Linked DNA regions of Homo sapiens: region 2 is linked to region 1. The links are chromatin loops, found by intact Hi-C in ENCODE. Cell type or tissue: CD4-positive, alpha-beta T cell. All regions are shown on one strand. Links, peaks and the distances in the headings refer to the core of each region. The heading gives the core; the rest is flanking DNA.

The links. Peaks named below come from ENCODE experiments on the same cell type or tissue, not always from the same donor. Only the 100,000 strongest peaks of a DNase experiment are listed, where the experiment ranks them.
Region 2: a loop joins it to region 1, with 3 times the contacts of the local background. A loop is called at or near these places in 1 of 110 quality-filtered maps.

What each region holds. Positions count from the first base shown.
Region 1 is chr19:36,949,415-36,961,302 of GRCh38, forward strand. ZNF568 (zinc finger protein 568) reads left to right here. Exons shown (of 7, transcript NM_198539.4): 7 at 98-3,320. The coding sequence ends at 1,674. Among named protein-coding and RNA genes, the nearest start is that of ZNF568, 39 kb to the left of the region's middle. In CD4-positive, alpha-beta T cell, for the core only: no CTCF peak of the experiment used is centred there; no DNase peak of the experiment used is centred there.
Region 2 is chr19:37,246,120-37,256,827 of GRCh38, forward strand. It overlaps ZNF383 (zinc finger protein 383), which reads left to right. Exons shown (of 6, transcript NM_001387601.1): 6 at 1-2,621. LINC01535 (long intergenic non-protein coding RNA 1535) reads left to right here and starts at 5,766. Exons shown (of 3, transcript NR_110719.1): 1 at 5,766-6,063; 2 at 9,780-9,863. In CD4-positive, alpha-beta T cell, for the core only: no CTCF peak of the experiment used is centred there; a DNase peak (open chromatin) is centred at 5,702; H3K4me3 peaks cover 1,035 bases.

The DNA of each region.
Region 1 (11,888 bases), core at 1,765-9,764:
CAAAGATTAAACCCCACATTAGCCTATTTCTGATATGTTATTAATAGTCTAGTGGTAGAATAATTCACAAGTAATAATTTCTGGTCCTCCATTTTAGAAGTTTGGGAAGTTGATGAACAGATCAAGAAGCAACAGGAAACACTTGTGAGGAAAGTCACATCCATCTCCAAGAAAATTCTGATAAAGGAAAAAGTCATTGAATGTAAAAAAGTTGCGAAAATATTTCCTCTGAGTTCAGACATTGTTACTTCAAGACAAAGCTTCTATGACTGTGACTCACTTGATAAGGGTTTGGAACATAATTTAGACTTACTTAGATATGAGAAAGGCTGTGTAAGAGAGAAACAGAGTAATGAGTTTGGGAAACCATTTTACCATTGTGCATCCTATGTTGTAACCCCCTTTAAGTGTAATCAGTGTGGACAAGACTTCAGTCATAAATTTGACCTCATTAGACATGAGCGAATTCATGCTGGAGAGAAACCTTACGAATGTAAAGAATGTGGAAAAGCCTTCAGTAGGAAGGAAAATCTTATTACACATCAGAAAATTCATACTGGGGAAAAACCGTATAAGTGTAATGAATGTGGAAAAGCTTTCATTCAGATGTCAAACCTTATTAGACACCACAGAATTCATACTGGGGAGAAACCTTATGCATGTAAGGATTGTTGGAAAGCCTTCAGTCAGAAATCAAATCTCATTGAACATGAGCGAATTCACACTGGAGAGAAACCCTATGAATGTAAGGAATGTGGGAAATCCTTCAGCCAGAAGCAAAATCTTATTGAGCACGAGAAAATTCATACTGGGGAGAAACCTTATGCATGTAATGAATGTGGTAGAGCTTTTTCTCGAATGTCATCTGTTACGCTACATATGAGAAGTCACACAGGGGAGAAACCCTATAAATGTAATAAATGTGGAAAAGCTTTCTCTCAATGCTCAGTATTTATTATACATATGAGAAGTCACACTGGTGAGAAACCCTATGTATGTAGTGAATGTGGGAAAGCCTTCTCTCAGAGTTCATCCCTAACCGTACATATGCGAAATCATACAGCTGAGAAACCCTATGAATGTAAGGAATGTGGAAAAGCCTTCAGCAGGAAAGAAAATCTCATTACACATCAGAAAATTCACACTGGAGAGAAACCTTATGAATGCAGTGAATGTGGGAAAGCTTTTATTCAGATGTCAAACCTCATTCGACACCAGAGAATTCATACGGGTGAGAAACCCTATGCATGTACAGTATGTGGAAAAGCCTTTAGTCAGAAATCAAACCTCACTGAACATGAGAAAATTCATACTGGAGAGAAACCTTATCATTGTAATCAATGTGGGAAAGCTTTCAGTCAGAGACAAAATCTTCTTGAGCATGAAAAAATTCATACTGGAGAGAAACCATTCAAATGTAATGAATGTGGTAAAGCCTTCTCTCGAATCTCATCCCTCACTCTTCATGTGAGAAGTCACACAGGGGAGAAACCCTATGAATGTAATAAATGTGGGAAAGCCTTTTCTCAGTGCTCATTACTTATTATACATATGAGAAGTCATACTGGTGAGAAACCCTTTGAATGTAATGAATGTGGGAAAGCATTCTCTCAAAGAGCATCCCTTTCTATACATAAGAGAGGTCATACAGGTGAGAGACACCAAGTATATTAAATGAAAGAAGGCCTCTTAAATTCAACCCATGTTTTACTTAAAATATCTTGGCATAAGCTCAAAAAAGCCAGGATCTTTATGGAAAAATTTTAATACTTTGTTAAAAGGTGTAAGACTGGAATAAATGGAAAGAAATACCATATACATAGATGGAAAAACCCAGTATTATAAAAACCTCAATTCTGAAAATCTATAGACTGAATGCAGTTCCAAACAAAATCAACTAAGAATTTTCTAGGATCTTTCAAAAATGATTATAAAATTCATGTGAAATAGAAGTGTATGAATTGCTGCGACAATTTTGAAAAGAATAGAGGAAACACCCTCACTGTATGATATAAAGTTATAGTCATTTAAAAATGTGTGATATTAGTACATTAGTAGGTAAATGAGCAGATTTTAAAGAATAGAATATCCAGAAGCAGATTCATGAATATATGTGAACTCAGTGTATGTTAGACCTGACATCATGAATTAGTAGGGAAATGATGACCTAGTCAATAAAATTGCTGGGAATATTTGACTCTCCGTATTGGAGAAAATAAAATTACAACATTACGACATACTAAAAAATCAATATTCTTTTTTTTTTTTTTTTTTTTTTGAGACAAGCGTCTCACTCTGTCGCCCAGGCTGGAGTACGGTGGTGCAATCTCAGCTCACTGCAGCCTCTGCTTTCCGGGTTTTTTTGTTTTGTTTTGTTTTGTTTTTTGTATTTTTAGTAGAGACGGGGTTTCACCATGTTGGCCAGGGTAGTCTTGAACTCCTGACTTCAAAAGTGATCGCCCTCTTTGGCCTCCCAAAGTGCTGGGGTTTACAGGCTTGAGCCACTGCACCTGGCCAAAAAATTAACATTCTAAAGGATTTAAATACTGGAATTTGAAAAGCCAAACTGTGAAACCATTGGGAGAAAATAGATGATATTGTCTATGACGTTGAGGCCAAGGAGCTTTTTTTTTTTTTTTTTCAAGACAAAAGGACTCTGTAATTCCACTTCTAGGTATATATACATCCTATAGAAACTCACAAATAATGCATAAGAAATATATATATAATATATGTATGTATGTATAGCCAGATGCAGTGGCACATGCCTGTAATCCCAGCTACTTGGGAGGCTGATAGAAGAAGATAACTTGAGGTCAGGAGTTCAAGACCAGCCTGGGAAACATAGCAAGACCCCATCTCTTAAAAAAAAAGAAATATATAGACATATATCTGCATTGAAAACAACCTAAATATTCATCAGTGGGGTAATGGATGAATAAAATATGATATATTCAAATGATAGAATAGTATACAGCACTTAAAAGCAGTGAACCAGATCCATATTGTGTAACATGGATAGTTAAAACAATGTTGAATGAAAAAAATCAAAATACAAATGAAACATTGTGTAATAATATTTATGTAAATTGGAATGAAATCATTTATAAAGAACAACTGTTTCTATTATTGAAAATTGTATGTAAAACTATTTAAAATAGAATAGAAGGATACACACCCAATTATTGATAGCATTGTCTCTGGAGATTGAATTTGAGGCTGTTGATTAAAAGGAGACTTTAGCTTTGCTTGTAGTTTTTATACCTTAAAAAGACTGGTAGCATATAAAATAAATCTTAAAAGCTAATTATACACAATGACAATATGAATGTTTACTTGTAATAGTGTTTTTCTTGTTCTTTCTCACAACAGGCCAAGGGAAGCCTGTGCCCATAGAAGGAAATGTTATAATGGATTCATATGCCCTATCAGATGCTCAACTATTTTATGAAAAATCTCTCTAGAAAATTAGTAATTAGAATATTCTTGTTTATTATATAATGTGAAATTAGCACATTTTAGCAACTTGATGATGCTGTGTTTTTATATTTTAACATTTCTGAAATTGGACTCCTTTCAACTGATGATATCTTAGATTCAAGTAAATATTTAATTATTAAAAATTTGAAAATCAGATGCCAGTATAACAAATGAAATGTGTTTTTATTTACTAGCTCCGGGCATCATGTCTACTACTCACGGTGCCTGTCCTTTCAGTGGAGCCAGTATTATTAGACAGCAAATTTATTAGGTTCATAGCTAACTAATTACCAATATATTTAGAGTATTGTGGAGAGATTAAGATTTTTCCTGGGAAAGTGACTTTGCAATATTTGTTTTCTTGCCCTGTAATTTTCCATACAACCAGCATAGGCATTAATATCATTGTTAATTATAACAATATTTTGAAATGAGAAATCATTTATTTCCTGAGGTGGCCATAAGCAATTGTGTAAAAGTGTGTTGGTTTTAATCTAGAGACCATTTTATTCTTTTTACAACTCTTGACTTACACAGCCCATCCGGTTTTGGTTGGAAATGGTGGTGAACTTAGACCCTGAGCACTAATAGTAGAGTTCCTCTTGAAGAGTCTCATTCTCTGTAATAATACATGAACCAACCCTTACAGAGGTGATGTTTTTATTATGCCATCTCTACAATATTAGTTGATATACATTACAGAAAGCTGCTAATGCCTTTTTAAAAAGGAGATAGGGCCAGACGCAGTAGCTCAAGCCTGTAAACCCAGCGCTTTGGGAGGCCGAGGCGGGTGGATCACCTGAGGTCAGGAATTCAAGACCAGTCTGGTCAACAGGATGAAACCCCGTCTCTACTAAAAATACAAAAATTAGCCAGGCATGGGGCGGGTGCCTGTAATCCCAACTACTCAGAAGGCTGAGGCAGGAGAATTGCTTGAATGCGGGAGGCAGAGGTTGCAGTGAGCCAAGATTGTGCCACTGCACTCCAGTCTGCGTGACAGAGTAAGACCCTTTCTCAAAAAAATAAAAAATAAATAAAAAGGAGATAGGCTGGGTGTGGTGGCTCACGCCTGTAATCCCAGCACTTTGGGAGGCCTAGGCGGGCCGATTACTTGAGGTCAGGAGTTCGAGACCAGCCTGGCCAATATGGTGAAAGCCCACCTCTACTAAAAATACAAAAATTAGCTGGGCGTGGTGGTGCATGCCTGTAATCCTAGCTACTCAGGAGGCTGAGGCAGGAGAATTGCTTGAACCTAGAGGGGCGGAGGTTGCAGTGAGCCAAGATCACGCCAGTGCACTTCAGCCTGGGCGACACAGCAAGACTCTGCCTCAAAAAAATAAAAACAATACAAAGGAGATAAAAATAGGGGGTGTTTGTGAAAAGGGATCTTTAGCTTTTATGATTGAACATTAACTACATTTGTTTGAAGTTGATTTCACAAAAGTAAATCTCAGACTAAAGATGTGAAGTACAACCATGACTATCAGTTTTGATTGTTATTAGGTATTTTTGAAGACTGATGGTGACTTAACAACAGCAGGGACTGACTTCAGTGAAAACAATGACAACTTACCCAAACTGAAATATCTAAATGAGTATTATCATTTCGTAGTCCCTTCTTCAATAAGTTTTATACTAAATCCAGTTTTGCTAGCATACCCAATATTTATGTGTAAACTTTTTTTTTTTTTTTGAGACAAAGTCTTGCTCTGTCACCCAGGCTGCAGAGCAATGGCGTGATCTTGGCTCACTGCAACCTCTGCCTCCGGGTTCAAGTGATTCTCCTGCCTTAGCCTCCCAAGCAGCTGGGACCACAGGTGCGTGCCACCATGCCTGGCTAATTTTTTTTTTTTTTGTATTTTTAATGGAGCTGGGGTTTCACCATGTTGGCCAGGCTGGTCTCGAATCCTGACCTCAGGTGATCCACCCACCTTGGCCTCCCAAAGTGCTGGGATTACAGGTGTGAGCCACTGTACCAGCCTGTAAACCTTTTTCTTTTTTTGGAGAGGGGGTCTCCCTCTGTTGCCCAGGCTGGAATGCAGCAGCATGATCTCGGTTCACTGCAACCTGCGCCTCCTGGGTTCAAGTGATTCTCCTGCCTCAGCCTCCTGAGTAGCTGGGGCTACAAGCTCCCGCCACCATGCCCGGCTAATTTTTGTATTTTCATAGAGACAGGGTTTCACTACGTAGGTCAAGCTGGTCTGTGAGCCACCATGCCCAGCCTGTAAACCTTTTTTTAAAAAATGGTTTTCGCATTTCGTGTATCCACACAAGTAACCCTGTATAAATATTTGTGAGACTTTTTTTTTTTGTCTAAACAGTTGTTTTTATCTGTGATTTTCTTTTTAATGTTTTTTGTTTGTTTGTTTGTTTGTTTTTGGCCTGTACTTTATATGCCTTAAATCCTCTGCCCCTTTCTTTACATAGCTTTAGAGTCAACAGAGAAATGTAAAATTCCACTTAAGGCCCATAAGGACAACCTTAGATTTCTCTTTTGGCCTCTCTCACCCCAGTAAGACTGGCTGAACCTATCAGGTGAGGTAAAGTGCCTCAGAGTAGGTCTAAAAGGGCGTTTTACTGATCTTGTGTCAGCAAGCAGATGATCTGGTCTCTGTAAATTCATTTTTTCCTTCTGTCCTAAGGGGTAGAAATAATAAGATAGATATAAGTGACTGAGACAGACTTTGAAAAAAATCATTAATTAAATCATGGTGAATTCTTCTTTTCCTGGACACACATGAGTTACTGCCTAGAGAGTTTCCATTCTAGAGTTCAAACTTCATAAGAGGTTCAGTTCCTGTGAATGGCCTCAAAACACACAGAATAAAACATACTAATAGTGGCTTGGACTAGACACAGCAGTAGAAATTGATAGATTTCAGATACATTTTGGAGGTGATTCAACATAATGAGTTCATATGAAAGATGAGGAGTAAAGAGATAAAGGATAACTCCTATGTTTTTATGGAAAGAAACTGGCTGGCCGGTGGACCATTTGATAAAAATGCAGCAGGCTGGGGAGAAATATTTTAGAGTAAAGGTTGGGGATGGACTCAAGATGTGTGATGGACTTTCTTTTCAGCTGTTTCCCAGAAGCAGGCTTTGAGATGAGGATTCCTATGCAAGTGATTTATTAAGGAAGTGCTTTCAGTAAGAGGGGTAAGAGAATGGAGGAAGCAGAATAAGAAAAAGAAGTAAGTCAAGGGTGTGATCGCAGGCACAGTCCTGCCATGGATGGTGTCATCCTGATCCCTGTGGGAACTCGAGTGTAAGCTATGCCTCAGACTTTTCAAGATTCCACCTTCAGGACTGAGGCACTTGTGCTGCCAACTTCTGAGAATCTTGGCTGCTGACAACTCACAGCTAAATTCCTCTAAGGAATTGCTGTTGGACGAAAGGAGCTGCCTTATGCAAGGTTACACTGTCTCCCTTCAGGCAGCTTGGCCCACGTTGCCTCAGTTTAGAGCAACTCTGAAGAGCAATCCCAGCTCTAGAGCTCCCCAGGGAACAAATTTCAACTGCATCAGTTTAATTTCTCTTTCCATCCAGTTCTGCTTTATTCATTTCCTTACTGCTGATGTTCCCAAGAGATCTCCCCAATAAACCCTATCATAGATTTCCATCTCAGATTCTCTTTTCCTGGGAAACTGACTTAAAACAGTAGACATTTTGCAACAGTAGTCCTCAAATTGAAATTTAAAAAAAACTTTTTTTTTTTTTTGAGACAGGGTGTCACTCTGCTGCCCAGGCTGGAGTATGTGATGCAATCTTGGCTCACTGAAACCTCTGCCTCCCAGGCTCAAGCGATTCTCATGCCTCAGCCTTCTGAGTAGCTGGGATTACAGGTGTGCACCACCATGCTCAGCTAATTTTTTGTATTTTTGGTAGAGATGGGGTTTCACTATGTTGGCTAGGCTGGTCTTGAACTCCTGGCCTCAAGTGATCTGCCCACCTTGGTCTCCCAAATTGCTGAAATTACAGGTGTTAGCCACAGCACCCAACCAAAAAATATTTTTGATTCATTTGAAACTAATAAACTCATTACATGTTAATACAAGCAATAAATTTTTATGAAATTATTTTATGAAAAAGAATTATTTCCAAAACCAAAAAACATAATAAGAGCGTCATTGTTACACAACTTTCAAATACTTTAAATTACTTAAAAGTAGACAGCTGGGTTCTCATATCTGCTTCTACATTCAGTCACATGTCATGTAAGACTGGGAAACTCCATTCTTACTCATGAGCAAATGAGATCAAAAGAAGGAAAAATATGAAAATAGTTTCAATCTCAAGGCCCCCTAGGGATTTCCAGACTGTTCTTTTTTTTTTTTTTTTTTTTTTTTTTTTTTTAAATGGAGTCCTGCTCTGTCGCCCAGGCTGGAGTGCAGTGGCGCGATCTCGGCTCACTGCAATCTCTGCCTCCCGGGTTAAGCGATTCTCCCTGCCTCAGCCTCCCAAGTAGCTGGGATTACAGGCGCCTGCCACCATGGCTGGCTAACTTTTGTATTTTTAGTAAAGATGAGGTTTGGCCATGTTGGCCAGGCTGGTCTTGAACTCCTGACCTCAGGTGATCCGCCTCAGCCTCCCAGAGTGCTGGGATTACAGGCATAAGCCCACACGCCTGGCTCAAACTGTTCTTTAACTGCTGTTGTGACATTTGGTGTGGTTTCTTCAAAAACTTGATGTCATGGGCTAAAGAGGTGTATAAACAGGAGGCTAAAGGGAAGCATGGGCAAGCTCTCTAGAAGTGGTCTCAGATGGAGGACTTGAGAAACAAAGAAGATGGATAAGGAAAATGTTAAATATGTGGGTAAATAGAAACAAATATTGGCAGGTGGAAAAGAAGAGCAAGATTGATTTACAGGGTTTTCAAAGGCCATGAAAGTACTGGGAAACAATGGTATATAATTCAGTGGATTGGAGTGGGTTTGATTTAAAGTATTTCAAGTCTCTTTACTATTAAATATAAAGCTAATTTTTAAGATTCAGATTTTGAAGGATTGTAAGAGACCCAAAAGATTGCCTTATTGAGTTGAGGAAGTTCCCTTTATTCCTAAGTTTGCTGACTGTTTTTATTGTGATTGGGTGTTGGATTTTTGTCAAGTGATTTTTCTGCATCTATTGACATGATTATATGATTTTTCTTCTTTAGCCTCTTGATGTTATGAATGAGATTAATAGATTTTCAAAGGTTGAATCAATCTTGCATTTCTGGGATAAATCCCACTTGATTGTGGTGTATAATTCTTTTTATATATTATTGGATTTGATTTGCTAATATTTTATTGAGTATTTTTGCATCTGTATTCATGAGAGATATTGTTCTGTAGTTTTCTTTTCTTGTAATATGTTTCTCCTGGTTTTGGTATTAGGATAATGCTGGCCTCATAGACTGAGTTAGGGAATATTTCCTTTTTCTAGAAGAGAGGGTAGAGAATTGATAAACTTTCTTATATGTTTGGGAGCATTAATCAGTAAACCCATCTGGGCCTGATGCTTTCTATTTTGGAAGGTTAATAGTTATTGATTCCATTTATTTAATAGATACAGGCCTGTTTGGATTGTCTGTTTATTCTTGGTGAGTTTTGACAGATTGTGTCTTTCAAGGAATTAGTCTGTTTCATGTAGATTATCAAATTTGTGGGCATAATATGCTTTATACGCTTTTATTCTTGTTCATAATATTCTTTCTTTTTTTCTTTTTTCTTTTTCTTTCTTTTTTTTTTTTTTTTTTTTTTGAGACAGGGTCTCTCTTTCGCCCAGGCTGGAGTACTGTGGCACAATCTTGGCTCACTGCAACCTCCACCTCCCGGGTTCAAGCAATTCTCTTGCCTCAGCCTCCCAAGTAGCTGGGATTACAGGCGTGCACCACCAAGCCCAGCTAATTTTTTTGTATTGTTAGTAGAGACAGGGTTTCGCCATGTTGGCCAGACTGGTCTCAAACTCCTGACCTCAAGTGATCGAACCTCCTCGGCCTCCCAAAGTGCTGAGATTACAGGCGTGAGCCACCACGCCCAGCCAGGTGGAGTCTTTAGATTTTCCTAGATATAGGATTATATCATCAACAAAAAGGCACAATTTGACTTCCTCTTTTCCAATTTGGATACCTTTTATTTCTTTCTCTTGCCTGATTGGTCTGGCTAGGATTTCCATTACTATGTTGAATAGGAGTGGTGAAAGTCGGCATTGTTCCAATTCTTAGTGGAAATGCTTTCAGATTTTCCCTATTCACTATGGTGTTAGCTGTGGGTTTGTTATATATAACCTTTATTATTCTGAGGTATGTACCTTCTGTGCCTAGCTTGTTGAAGTTTTTATTGTGAAAGCATGTTGAATTTTATCAGATGCTTTTTCTGCATCTATTGAGATGATTATATGGTTTTTGTCCTTTATTCTGATGTGATGTATCATGTTAACTGATTTGCATACATTGACCCATCTTTGCATCCCTGGTGCAAATCTCACTTGATTGTGGTGTATTATCATTTTGCTGTGCTATTGGATTTGGTTTGTTAGTGCTTTTTTGAGGATTTTTGCATCTACCTTTGTCAGATATCAGCCTTTAGTTTTCTTTTTATGTTGTGTCCTTCTCTGGTTTTGGTAATAGGATGATCCTGGCCTTGTAGAATGAACTGGGGAGAATTCTCTCCTCTTTTATTTTTTGAAATAGTTTCAGGAGAATTGGTATTAGTTTTTCTTTGTATGGTATAATTTGGCTGTGATTCCAAGTGACCCTGGGCTTTTCTTGGTTGGGACACTTTTTATTACTGATTTAATCTCACTACTTAGTGGTCTGTTCAGATTTTATATTTCCTCGTCATTCAGTCTTGGTAAGTTTTATGTTTTCAGGAATATATCTGTTTTCCCTAGGTTTTCTAGTTTGTCAGTATATAGCTGCTCGTAAGTCTCTGACACTCTCTTGTATTTCTGTAGTATCAGTTGTAATGTCTCCTTCTTCATTTCCAATTTTGCTTATTTGGGTATTCTCTCTTCTTGGTTAGTCTAGCTAGTGGTTTATCAATTTGGGTTATCTTTTTGAATAACCAACTTTTCATTTTGTGGATCCTTCATATTGTTTTAGTCTCCATTTCATTTAATTCTGCTCTGATCTTTATTATTTCTTTTATTTTGCTAATTTGTGGTTTGGCTTTTTCTTGTTTTCTAGTTCTTTGAGGTACATTGTTAGAGTGTTAATTTGTAATTGTTCTACTTTTTTTTTTTTTTTTTTTTTTGAGACAGAGTCTCCTCGCTCTGTTGCCCAGGCTAGAGTGCAATGGTGTAATCTTGGCTCACTGTAACCTCTGCCTCCCGGGTTCAAGTGGTTCTCCAGCCTCAGCCTCCCGAGTACCTGGGATTACAGGTGCTCACCACCATGCCCAGCTAATGTTTGTATTTTTAGTAGAAATCGGGTTTCACCATGTTGGCCAGGCTGGTCTCGAACTCCTGACCTCAGGTGATCCACCCGCCTCGGCCTCCCAAAGTGTTGGGATTACAGGTACGAGCCACTGTGCCCAGCTAACTTTTTTGATTGCATTCTACATTTATTGCTATAAGCTTCCCTCTTAACACTACTTTTGCCTTATTTCACAGGTTTGGGAATGTTGTGTTTTCATTTTCGGTTGTTTCAAGAAACTTTCCTTTGGCCTGGCATGGTGGCTCACCATGTAAAAATACAAAAATTAGCTGGGGTGGTGGCACTTGCCTGTAATCCCAGCTACTCGGGAGGCTGAGGCAGGAGAATCACTTGAATCTGGGAGGCAGAGGTTGCAGTAAGCCGAGATCATGCCATTGCACTCCAGCCTGGGCAACAAGAGTGAAACTCCATCTCAAAAAAAAAAAAAATTTTTTTTTCTTTCAATTTTCATTTTAATTATGATCTTTAGTGGTTATTTGGGAATATGATATTTAATTTCCATTTATTGGTATAGTTTCCAAAGTTCCTCTTGGTGTTAATCTCTAGTTTTATTCCGTTGTGGTCTAAGATACTTGATAAGATTTCAGCTTTTAAAAATTTGTTGAGACTTGTTTTGAGGCCTACTCGATGGCCTATTATGGAGAATGTTCCATGTACTGATGAAAATAATGTATAGTCTGCATCTGTTGGGTGAAAGGTTCTGTGAATATCTGTTAGGTGTGTTTGGTCTAAAGTCCAGTTTAAATCTAATTTTTTAAAACTCTGATTTTTTAAAACTGTCTAATGCTGAGAATGGGATGTTGAAGTCCCTCATTATTATTGTAATGCAGTCTCTCTCTTTAGATCTAGTAATATTTGCTTTATGAATCTGGGTACTTCAGTGTTGGCTGCATATATATTTAGAATTGTTATATCCACTGCTGGTTTAATCACTTTATGGTTATATAATGACCTTCTTTGTCTTTTTTTTTTTTTTTAACTCTTTTTG
Region 2 (10,708 bases), core at 819-8,818, 300 kb after region 1:
TCTAGGCATCTATAATAAGGCTGTATGTATTGGATTGCTGTGAAGAGTCAATGAATTAATAAATGCAAAGTACCTCAAACTGTTATCACATAATACAGGTTTAGTAAAAGTTTTCCACTATTATCAGTGATATACTCATTATCATAAGTATCTTCATTAGGATTTATGGAAAGGATTTTAACCATGTTGTTTACCTTTGGCAAATTTGTAATTCATGGTGGAAAAAGAGAAACACTTGTAATGAGTATAACGAAGCCTTTCCCTATCATTATTATTCAGTGTGGAATTTTAAAAGGAAGAGAAAAAGTATGTGTGCATAGTCTTTGTTCAGACTTTATCTTTTATGCTACATAAAGAATACCAGTCTGAGGCTGGGCGCGGTGGCTCACACCTGTAATCCTAGCACTTTGGGAGGCCAAGGTGGGTGGATCACTTGAGGTCAGGAGCTCGAGACCAGCCTGGCCAACATGGTGAAACCCCGTCTCTACTAAAAATACAAAAAAAACAAAAACAAAAACAAATAGCCAGGCATGGTGTTGCATGCCTGTAATCCTAGCTACTCAAGAGGCTGAGGTGGGAGGATTGCTTGAACCTGGGAGTTGGAGGTTATAGTGAGCTGAGATTGCACCACTGCACACTCCAGACTGGGTGACAGAGCGAGACTCTGTCTTACAAAATAAAAAATAAACGGTTACCAATCTGAAACCCTGAAAATATGATGAGTAGTAGAAAGCACAGCTGTCAAAAAAGCAGGAAGAGATTATAAAATTTTTTCTAATATTTCCCCCCAAAATGCAGAAAACATACTGGCAACATTATTTGACCAGAAGAAGCAGTACAATAGGATAACCATCAAATATCTGATTATTAATTCAATATTCCCTCTTAATTAACATGGGTTAAGGAATAAATCCCTAATATATACATTATTTAAATGTACATGAAAATGAAAACAATTGAAAAACCTGTGAGTGGCAGTAAAAGTTGTATTGGAAGTTTTATAACCTAATATTTGTGCATATATTGTAATACTAGGAAGAAAAAATATAGAACCCAAGGAACTAAAACAAGCTGAAATGAATTGTGGGAGGAAGGAGGTAGTATTATTTTAAAAGGCAGAAATAATTGAAAGAAAAAAACTGGATCTGAATCCAAAATTGATATTTGATGGAAGAGAAAAAAAATGAGACAAAGTTTAGTGATTCCAGAGGTGAAATAAGGATGACAAATAAACAATATTGTATATGAGAAATTGAAATGGCTATATATGTAAACTTAAAAGAACTGTGTCATTTGGGGTAATGAAAATGTGGCATGGGTAAAGGTTGTACAATTTTGTTTATATACTACAGGTCACTCAACTATACACTTTAAAAGGGTGAATATTATGCTGTGTGAATTTGATCTCAATTTAAAAACTTAAGGCTGGTTGCAGTGGCTCATGCCTGTAATTCCAGCACTTTGGGAGGCTGAGGTAGGAGAATGGCTTGAGGCCAGGAGTTCAAGACCAGTCTAGGTAACATAATGAGATCCCCCTCCCCTCATCTCTACAGAAAAAAAAAAAAATTAAAACAACAAACTTAAAAGTTGGTATTATAGACATTTTTATAATATATCTGAAAATCTGGAAAAAGTCTGTGATTTTTAATAAGTTGACGACATCAGAATTAACTGGAGGTGTAAAATCTTAATAGACCTCCCTCCAGAATAAACTTATTTAAAAAAATAAGACTGGCCAGGCATGGTGGCTCACGCCTGTAATCTCAGCATTCTGTGAGGCCAAGGCGGGTGGATCACCTGAGGTCGGGGATTTGAGACCAGCCTGACCAACATGGAGAAACCCTGTCTCTACTAAAAATACAAAAAATTAGCCGGGCGTGGTGGCTCATGCCTGTAATCCCGGCTACTCAGGAGGCTGAGGCAGGAGAAAGGCTTGAACCCGGGAGGCAGAGATTGCGGTGAGCGGGGATCATGCCATTGCACTCCAGCCTGGGCAACAAGAGTGAAACTCTCTCAAAAATAAATAAGTGAAATAAAATTTTTCTTAAAATATATTTTAAATGTCAAATTGCTACACTAAAAAAGACACCAAGGTAGAGATTTTTATAGGTGAAATCTATGAAATGTCTTAGGAAACTCTTCTAGGACATAGACTGAGATAGCAAATTATCTATTTTTAAAATTTGTCATAATCCTGATGTTACAACCTACTAGAACCCAAAACAATTTGTCCAGAATCAGTTATGAAAATACAGCATTATAAATTAGCAAATCAAATCTAGTAACCCATTGAAAATAAATATTTGTCACATTCTGAATTTAGGAAAAAACAATTCTGATAAATCAAACTTTCTACTTTCTGAAACTTGAAAATCAAATTGATTTAGATAAGATTGTATTTCTTAGTGTCTGAACTCAGGAACCAAATAGATGTGGATAGCATGGGATTTTTGGAATACAAGATAAGATAATTTACATGGGATTGCAAAAGTTCAAATAACTAAAGTTCTGTCAATGAAAATATATGCTCTAACCTCAACATCTTCTAGATGAACCCTTTTTTCTAGCAGTATTTGACAGGATGGGATATATTTTATAAATAAACTTGGACTATTATCCTATCTGCTGCAGTATCACTGTTCATTCATTTATGCCCTTTACTTCCTACTTGAAGGGTCTTTAAACATAGCCAACATATCCAATCATTGCTGTGCATTTTGGATGAGGGTGGATTGCGGGGCTGCATTCAAAGCCATCCTGGGCCACATGCAGCCTATGGAGCGTGGGTTGGATGAGCTTGATGTACCACGTTTTCTTTATCCAGTCTACCATTGATGGGCACCTGGGTTGATTCCCCATCATTGCTATTGTGAATAGTGCTGCGATCAACATACAAGTGCATTTGTCTTTTTGGTAGAATGATTTCTTTTCTTTTGGGTAGATACACAGTAATGGGATTGCTGGGTCAAATGGTAGCTCTGTTTTAAGTTCTCTGAGAAATCTCCAGGCTGCTTTTCACACTGGCTGGACTATTTTATGCTCTCACCAACAGTGTATAAGCATTCTCTTTTCTCCGCAGCCTCACCAGCATCAGTTGTTTTTTGACTTTTTGTTTGAGACAGAGTCTCGCTGTGTCACCCAGGCTGGAGTACAGTGGCATGATCTTGGCTAACTGCAACCTCCGCCTGTTGGGCTCAAACAATTCTCCCACTTTGGCGTCCCAAGTACCTGGGATTACAGGTACATGCCACCGCACCCACCTAATTTTTGTATTTTTTGTACAGATGTGGTTTCACCATGTTGCCTAGGCTGGTCTCAAACTCCTGGGTTCAAGCAATCCCCTACCTTGGCCTCCCAAACTGCTAGGATTACAGGAGTGAGCCACGGCACCCAGCTTATATTTGTGTATATGTTAAATTGTATATGTTATTTTATGTATGTGTATATATTAAGTTGTAGATTCACATATATAATTATATACACATATATTACATTATATGCACATATATTTGTTTACTCGTGCAATTTGTCCCAGCAGAAGTAAAAACTCATATAAGTAAAATAATATTTACAGGCCAGGCGTGGTGGCTCACATCTGTAATCCCAGCACTTTGGGAGGCTGAGGCGGGAGGATCACCTGAAGTCAGGAGTTTGAGACCAGTCTGGCCAACATGGTGAAACCCCGTCTCTACTAAAAATACAAAAATTAGCCGGGTGTGGTGGCGCATGCTTGTAATCCCAGCTACTCAGGAGGCTAAGGCAGGAGAATCGCTTGAACCCGGGAGGCAGGGTTTGCAGTAAGCCAAGATCACACCATTGCACTCCAGCCTGGGGTACAAGAGTGAAACTCCATCTCAAAAAAAAAAAAAAGTATTATTTTTGGTGCAAAAGTACTTTAACATCTTAAATGCTCATATAATGGAAGATACTTTAACTCTTAGAAAGAATGAGTTAGCTCCCTTTCTACTCTAAAGGTATCCTAATATCTTTGTACCTGAAGTGGTGTCTGATTCAAATTGTTATATTAAAAAAGGAAAATGCTTTATAATAATAATAATAATAAAAGAAACTTTATATAGTAGCCCTCCCTTATCTGCAGGAGATGTGTTCTAAGACCCGCAGAGGATGTATGAAACCGTGGATAGTATGACCCAATTGCTGTCGATCAGAACACATTTCTGTTTATGTTTTCCAAGCACAAATTTAATGTTTTTTTTTTTTAATCTTAACTAAGCACTTATCACACGTGGCTGTATTTTTTAGAGCTTGGGGTTCAACAAACAAGACTAGCAGAAATTTCTTTTCCTCCTTACACTTTCACAGCTAGAAGATTTGTTCTTACCATAGATCTTAGCAACCTCAGCACACGACTTATTTTCCTTATTCAGTCAAGAATTTTCACATTTTCACTTAAAGGAAACACTTTAGGGCTCCTCTTCTGCATATCTAAATTGACAGCATCACTACTCTTGCATTTTAGGGCCATCATTAGGTACAATTAGCGTCACTTAAACACAAGCGCTGTGATACTGCGGCAGTCAGTCTGATAACCAAGTTGGCTACTCACCGACTAAGGGTAGCGCATACAGCGTGCATCTGCTGAACAAAGGGGTGTTCATATCCCAGGCAGAATAAAGCAGGACAGTGAGATATTTCATCACGCTCCTCAGAACAGCCCACAATTTAAAGCTTATGAATTGTTTCTTTCGGGAATCTTGCATTTAATATTTTCAGACCACAATTTACTGTGGGTAACCGAAACTGTGGGAAGTAGAACCATGAATAAAGGGGGACTACTGTATATGCTTCTGTATGTGTGTAAATACTTACATGAATCGTGGAGAACATAATGGGAAGATGCTCATCATCTTGTTAACTCGTTATTTCAAGAGTGGAACTGGAGGGGGAATACTGCCTTTCCTTTATATTTATTTGTAATATTTCATTTTCATTATGAACATGTGTTATTTTAGTATTTTTAAATATTAATAAAGACAGGCAAAAACATGTAATTTTAATTCAAGGTGAAATCTTCAAGGCAATCATATATAATTAAACAGAGCAAATAAAACATTCTAAATCCTTGAAGGGAAAGGGGAAAAGAAAGCACAATGTAAAAACCAAGTGAATCTAAACGCAACAATATATCATAATGCCTAAGTTCGTGGGACCAATTCCAATCCAGTCCAAGGAAGCAGAGACTGGCGAGCAACATTCCCTTTCAGGCCCCTGCAGGGTCAAGAGCATGCTCCTGGAATAGACTGAGAAACTAGGGCAGGCTAAGTGAGGTGCCAGGAATAAAGACACCGCCTGACTGACACATTCTCCACTCTCCCTACACCCGCTCCTCTCACCAGCGCTTCCATCAGGCTCCAATTCCTCCCTCTTCCCAAGAGCCTCAGATTGAAACCTTGCAAGGAAGACACCCATTCTCAAAGTCACAGGCTTGGTAATCTGAGCGGCAAAGGTGAATGATCTCGTGCTCCCCCTAATCCCCACTACTCCCCTCGCCACTGCTGCCTAGCACCAGCCCCTCCTCCATAATTTGAACTGTCCTCCCAGGACTTGGAGGCGGGTCGGCCCAAGCACTTCTTACTGGCCAACATGGAGCAAACCTCCCCTCTCTTGCACATCCATTGGCTAAAAGATCTGTCTACTTAAGTCTGACTGCCACCTTCCCTTCTTTCTGTGCTGCCTGGATAGGACTGTCAGCTGGTCGCGTTTCCCATTGGTCACCGTTTCCGGAAGCCCGCCCCCACGTTTCCGGGAGCCCGGCGGACGCTGGGTCTGCAGATGCCATCCAGGCGCACGGCGGGTATAGTGGTTCCGCAACCTTGGGATGTTCGGCTGAGCGCCTGCCTAACATGGGAGCGCCTGCCTAACCCTCCTGACTGGAGGGTCAGCGGCGGGGAGTCCTGGCCTTCAATCGGCCATCGCCACGGCAGAAACTGGGGCCCGGGCTGCGTCCAGGCCCTTCCCCGTCCGTCCACAGGTCTCATGGGCGCCCGGACTGGGGCTGATGTAGTTTCCCGACCTCTGACACATAGGATCTGGAGATTAAAGGTATAAAAACGGGGACTTTTCAGCCCACTCAAGTAAAACACCCTTTTATTTTTCGGCAGGTGTTTTGTTGCAGAATGCCCTGAGGGGAGGGAGTGACTGCTGGGTTTCGGTTTATAAAATAAAATAAACTCCTGATTTAGATTATGTTTAATATGGCTCCCCAACCTTTAAAAATCCCACTTTTTGCCAGTTGTATTATTTAGTGGGATGTTGAAGGGGGGGGCCTGCGCCTCCACACCTGTGGGCGTTTCTCCTCAGGTGGGATGAAAGACTGAGAAAAGAAAAAGACACAGAGACAAAGTATACAGAAAGAAAAGTGGGCCCAGGGGACCAGCGCTCAGCATATGGAGGACCTGCGCCAGCACTGGTCTCTGAGTTCCCTCAGTATTTATTGATCATTATTTTTACCATCTCAGAGAGGGGGATGTGGCAGGACAGTAGGGTAATAGTGGGGAGAGGGTCAGCAGGAAAACATGTGAACAAAGGTCTGTCATAAACAAGGTTAAGAAAAGGTGCTGTGCTTTGGTGTGCGCGTACGCAAACATCTCGGTGCATTAAAGAGCAGTATTGCTGCCAGCGTGTCTCACCTCCAGCCTTAAGGCAGTTTTCACCTATCTCAGTAAATAGAACATACAATCGGGTTTTACACGGAGACATTCCATTGCCCAGGGATGAGCAGGAGACAGATGCCTTCCTCTTACCTCAACTGCAAAGATGCCCTCCTCTTTCACTAATCCTCCTCAGCACAGACCCTTTATGGGTGTCCGGCTGGGGGATGGTCAGGTCTTTCCCTTTGCTCTGTTACCAGGCTGGAGTGCAGTGGCACAATCTCCACTCACTGCAATTTCTACCTCCCAGATTCAAGTGATTCTCTTACTTCAGCCTCCTGAGTAGCTGGGATTACAGGCGCGTGTCACCACGCCCAGCTAATTTTTGTATTTTTAGTAGAGATGGGGTTTCACCATGTTGGCCAGGATGATCTCGATCTCTTGACCTCATGATTTGCCCGCCTCGGCCTCCCAAAGTGGGTTTTGATTTTTTTTATAGTGGTAATGATTCTGTCTTCTTAACTCCTTTAAAATCTTAGTCAGTGGGCTGGGCGCTGTGGCTCATGCCTGTAATCCTAGCACTTTGGGAGGCCGAGGCGGGTGGATCACTTGAGGTCAGGTGTCTGAGACCAGCCTGGCCAAGATGGTGAAACCCCATCTCTACTAAAAATACAAAAATTAGCCGGGCGTGGTGGCGGGCACCTGTAATCCCAGCTACCCAGGAGGCTGAGGCACGAGAATCACTTGAACCTGGGAGGTGGAGGTTTCATTGAGCCGAGATTGTGCCACTGCACTCCAGCCTGGGCATAGAGCAAGACTCAGTCTAAAAATATATATATATATATATATATATATATATATATGTTGGTGGATCTCTTACTTTCACAGGATTTATTTCATAGTGTGAATGAGACACCTCCTATAGGCTCCAGGTTGCTAACTTCATGAGGTGTGAAGATTCGGTGCTTTATAAAACAGCCCCCACATTCTTCATAGGCCTGTCCTTAATTCTCAGCACCCCTCTGCTTCTGACATTGTACCTAAAATTAAGTTTTTTGTGGTTATATGAGAGCTCTGGAAATGCCCAGCATTAGCCACTAATGTTTCCGTTTGATATTTCCCCATATCTTAATAGTGACCCTCAATCCATTACTCAGATGGGTGTCCTTTTCTTGGATGTCTGGAAACTAATACCAGCTATCCCTGTGACCTCCCTGCTGAGCCACCATTTTGTCTTTTCTCTTTTCTTGTCTACAATTGTGTTCGTAACCCTCAGCTCTTTCATGAGCAGCCTTGATGCTTTCGACTGCTTCTAACTCTGAGTTTATTACCCGCAGTTTCCATGAGCCAAGTTTAGGGGCCTGTGAGACCGTCCCATGTAAATTTTCACATTCCTCTAACCAAAATGTAGTGTTTCCTTCCATCCAGAATGTAGGCCGTAGACCCCGTGGGTATGGGGCATTGTTAACAGTGAGACCACAGCAGTTTTTATGTCATCTGACAGCATCTCCAAATAGCCTTCATGGTTGTCACTGCTTCCCAATGACAATTCCAAATAACAGTTCCCAGTGATGACTTGCTACTTGATATTGTTACTTAATATGTTAAGGTGGCTGTTGTAGGCACTATTACTGTGTAAGAAATTACACCAAAATTTAGTGGCTCAACACAATCATTATGTTTGTGGATTCTCATGCTCATGGTCAAGATTTCAGACAGGGCACAAGAGTGGCCTGCTGTCTCTGTCCATGATGTCTGGCTTCAGCACGGAAGACTCAACAGCTGGGGGCTGGAACCATTTGGAGGCTTGTTCCCTTATATCTGATACCTGGCTTGGGATGTTGGAAGATGGGGCTCAGCTGGGACTGAGTGCCTACATGTAGTGTTTCCATGTGGCCTTGACTTCCTTACAGCCTGGCAGTCTCAGGGTAGTCAGAATTCTTAGGTGGCACAGGTTCCCAGGGCAGATGCTGAGTGGTCTTTTATGAGGTAACACAACAAATCCACCCAGGATCGGGGAGACAGGACATCGATTCTGCCTCTCAAAGGGAGGAGTGGCCATTTTTTAAAAATTGCCACAGCAACATGCCTATTAATATATCAGAAAAATTTGAAGTATCCTGATAGCTGCATTTCTTTTTTTTTTTTTTTTTTTAAACGGAGTCTCTCTCTGTCATCCAGGCTGGAGGAGTGCAGTAGCACGATCTCGGCTCATTGCAACCTCCGCCTCCCGGGTTCAAACGATTCTCCTGCCTCAGCCTCCTGAGTAGCTGGGACTATAGGCACACGTCACCATGCCCAGCTACTTTTGTATTTTTAGTAGAGACAGGGTTTCACTATGTTGGCCAGGATGGTCTCGATCTCTTGACCTCATGATCTGCCCACCTCAGCCTCCCAAAGTGCTGGGATTACAGGGGTGAGCCACCACTCCTGGCCAATAGCTGCATTTCTAAGTAATTAGTCTCCTTTGAAATTCTATGAATTTTATTTCCTGTAGTTTACAGCATTATTTTGAGAAGGGATCAAAGACTCTTCCATATATCAGAAGGATCCTGGACAGAACAAGCTCACTGCCAACCATTTCCCCCAATATATACATGTATATATGTATTTTTTTTTTTTTTTTTTTTGAGACACAGTCTCACTCTGTTGCCCAGGCTGGAGTGCAGTGGTGCAATCTTGGCTCACTGCAGCCTCCGCCTCATGGGTTTGAGCGATTCTCGTGCCTCAGTCTTCCAAGTAGCTGGGATTACAGTTGTGCACCACCACTCCTGGCTCATTTTTTCTATTTTTAGTAGAGACTGGTTTCATTGTGTTGGCAGGGCTAGTCTTGGACTCCTGGTCTCAGTGATCCGCCCGCCTTGGCCTCCCGTAGTGCTGGGATTATAGGCGGGAGCCACCATGCCCAGTCCATTTCCCCCAGTATTTGAAATGCACAGTTTCTGCTCTGGTTCATTGGTCAGGGCAGGACTTTCTCGTTTGCCTTAAACCTAACAGTAGTTTAGAAATTGGCCTGTAACTTTTTTTGGCATGATTTCCTTCTGTTTGTGCTGATATTTTTCTCACCTCAATAAGGATAGGAGCTTCTTTTCCTTTTTTTTTTTTTCCAGGTAGAATCATGTTTTCTTTTAATTGAATACTTAACTCACAATGTTTCCTGTTTTGCAGCTGCTCTGCTAATAATTAGGTTCCCACCTCTCAAGATCATTAGGAGCTTCTTTTCCAATTCCTCTGTTTTGCATGCATTGGAAGGTAAGTTTCCTTGTAAACCAGATTTTGGACTCTGCAGGCTTTGCCAAATGGCCTTTTTACCCTCATGTATATTGCATTTTCTTTGGATAGTCTCATGGATTCTCAAGGATATTGTATTCCTGTATTTTACCATTCATGAGTTTAGAAGTGTGTTTACTTTCCTGAGTTTTCATTTTCTTTTTCTTCTGTCATATGTAATTTACAGAGCAAATACCTACCAGAATGGATAACTTGAGAGATGTGGAAAGTGAGTTTCTTTGCGCTTATCTAGTGAGGGTGATTTTTAGTCAATAAGCATTTGGTATATGCCTGGGAATCCAACAGCTGCTATTTAGATTCAGAGCCAGCCTTTATTTATCAGCTTTCTGATGCTGAACCCATCAGTGAACTTCTCTGTATATTTGATTCATCATAAGGAAAATGGTGACGCCGAGGGTGACTGATTTCCAGGTTTACATCGGTTGCCCCAGGGGAAGTGCCTGGCCCCCATCTGGTCCTTGCTGCTCTAACTTTGCCCTGTTAATTGAAGAAATGCAGGTATAAACACTTCCTGGGTTGTTGCTGGCATTTATTGTCCTCACAGTTTACAGAGAAGCCCATATTTTCAGCCTCTTCCTCTGCTTTCTGTCATTTCTGAACCATCTCACCCGACCTGGTGTAATTTTCATTGTGTGTGAGTTTGCACAGATGTAATTTGGGCCTACATGTGTCCAAAGCCTAATGCCCACCTCCCACCTCCACTAGGATCTGGAGCTCAGGACCCACTACCTCCCCGGCCCACTGCAAGCTTGAACATTTGATGGTGGACACCCCTCCCTGACTTTGTATTATGGTGGGTTCTCTTG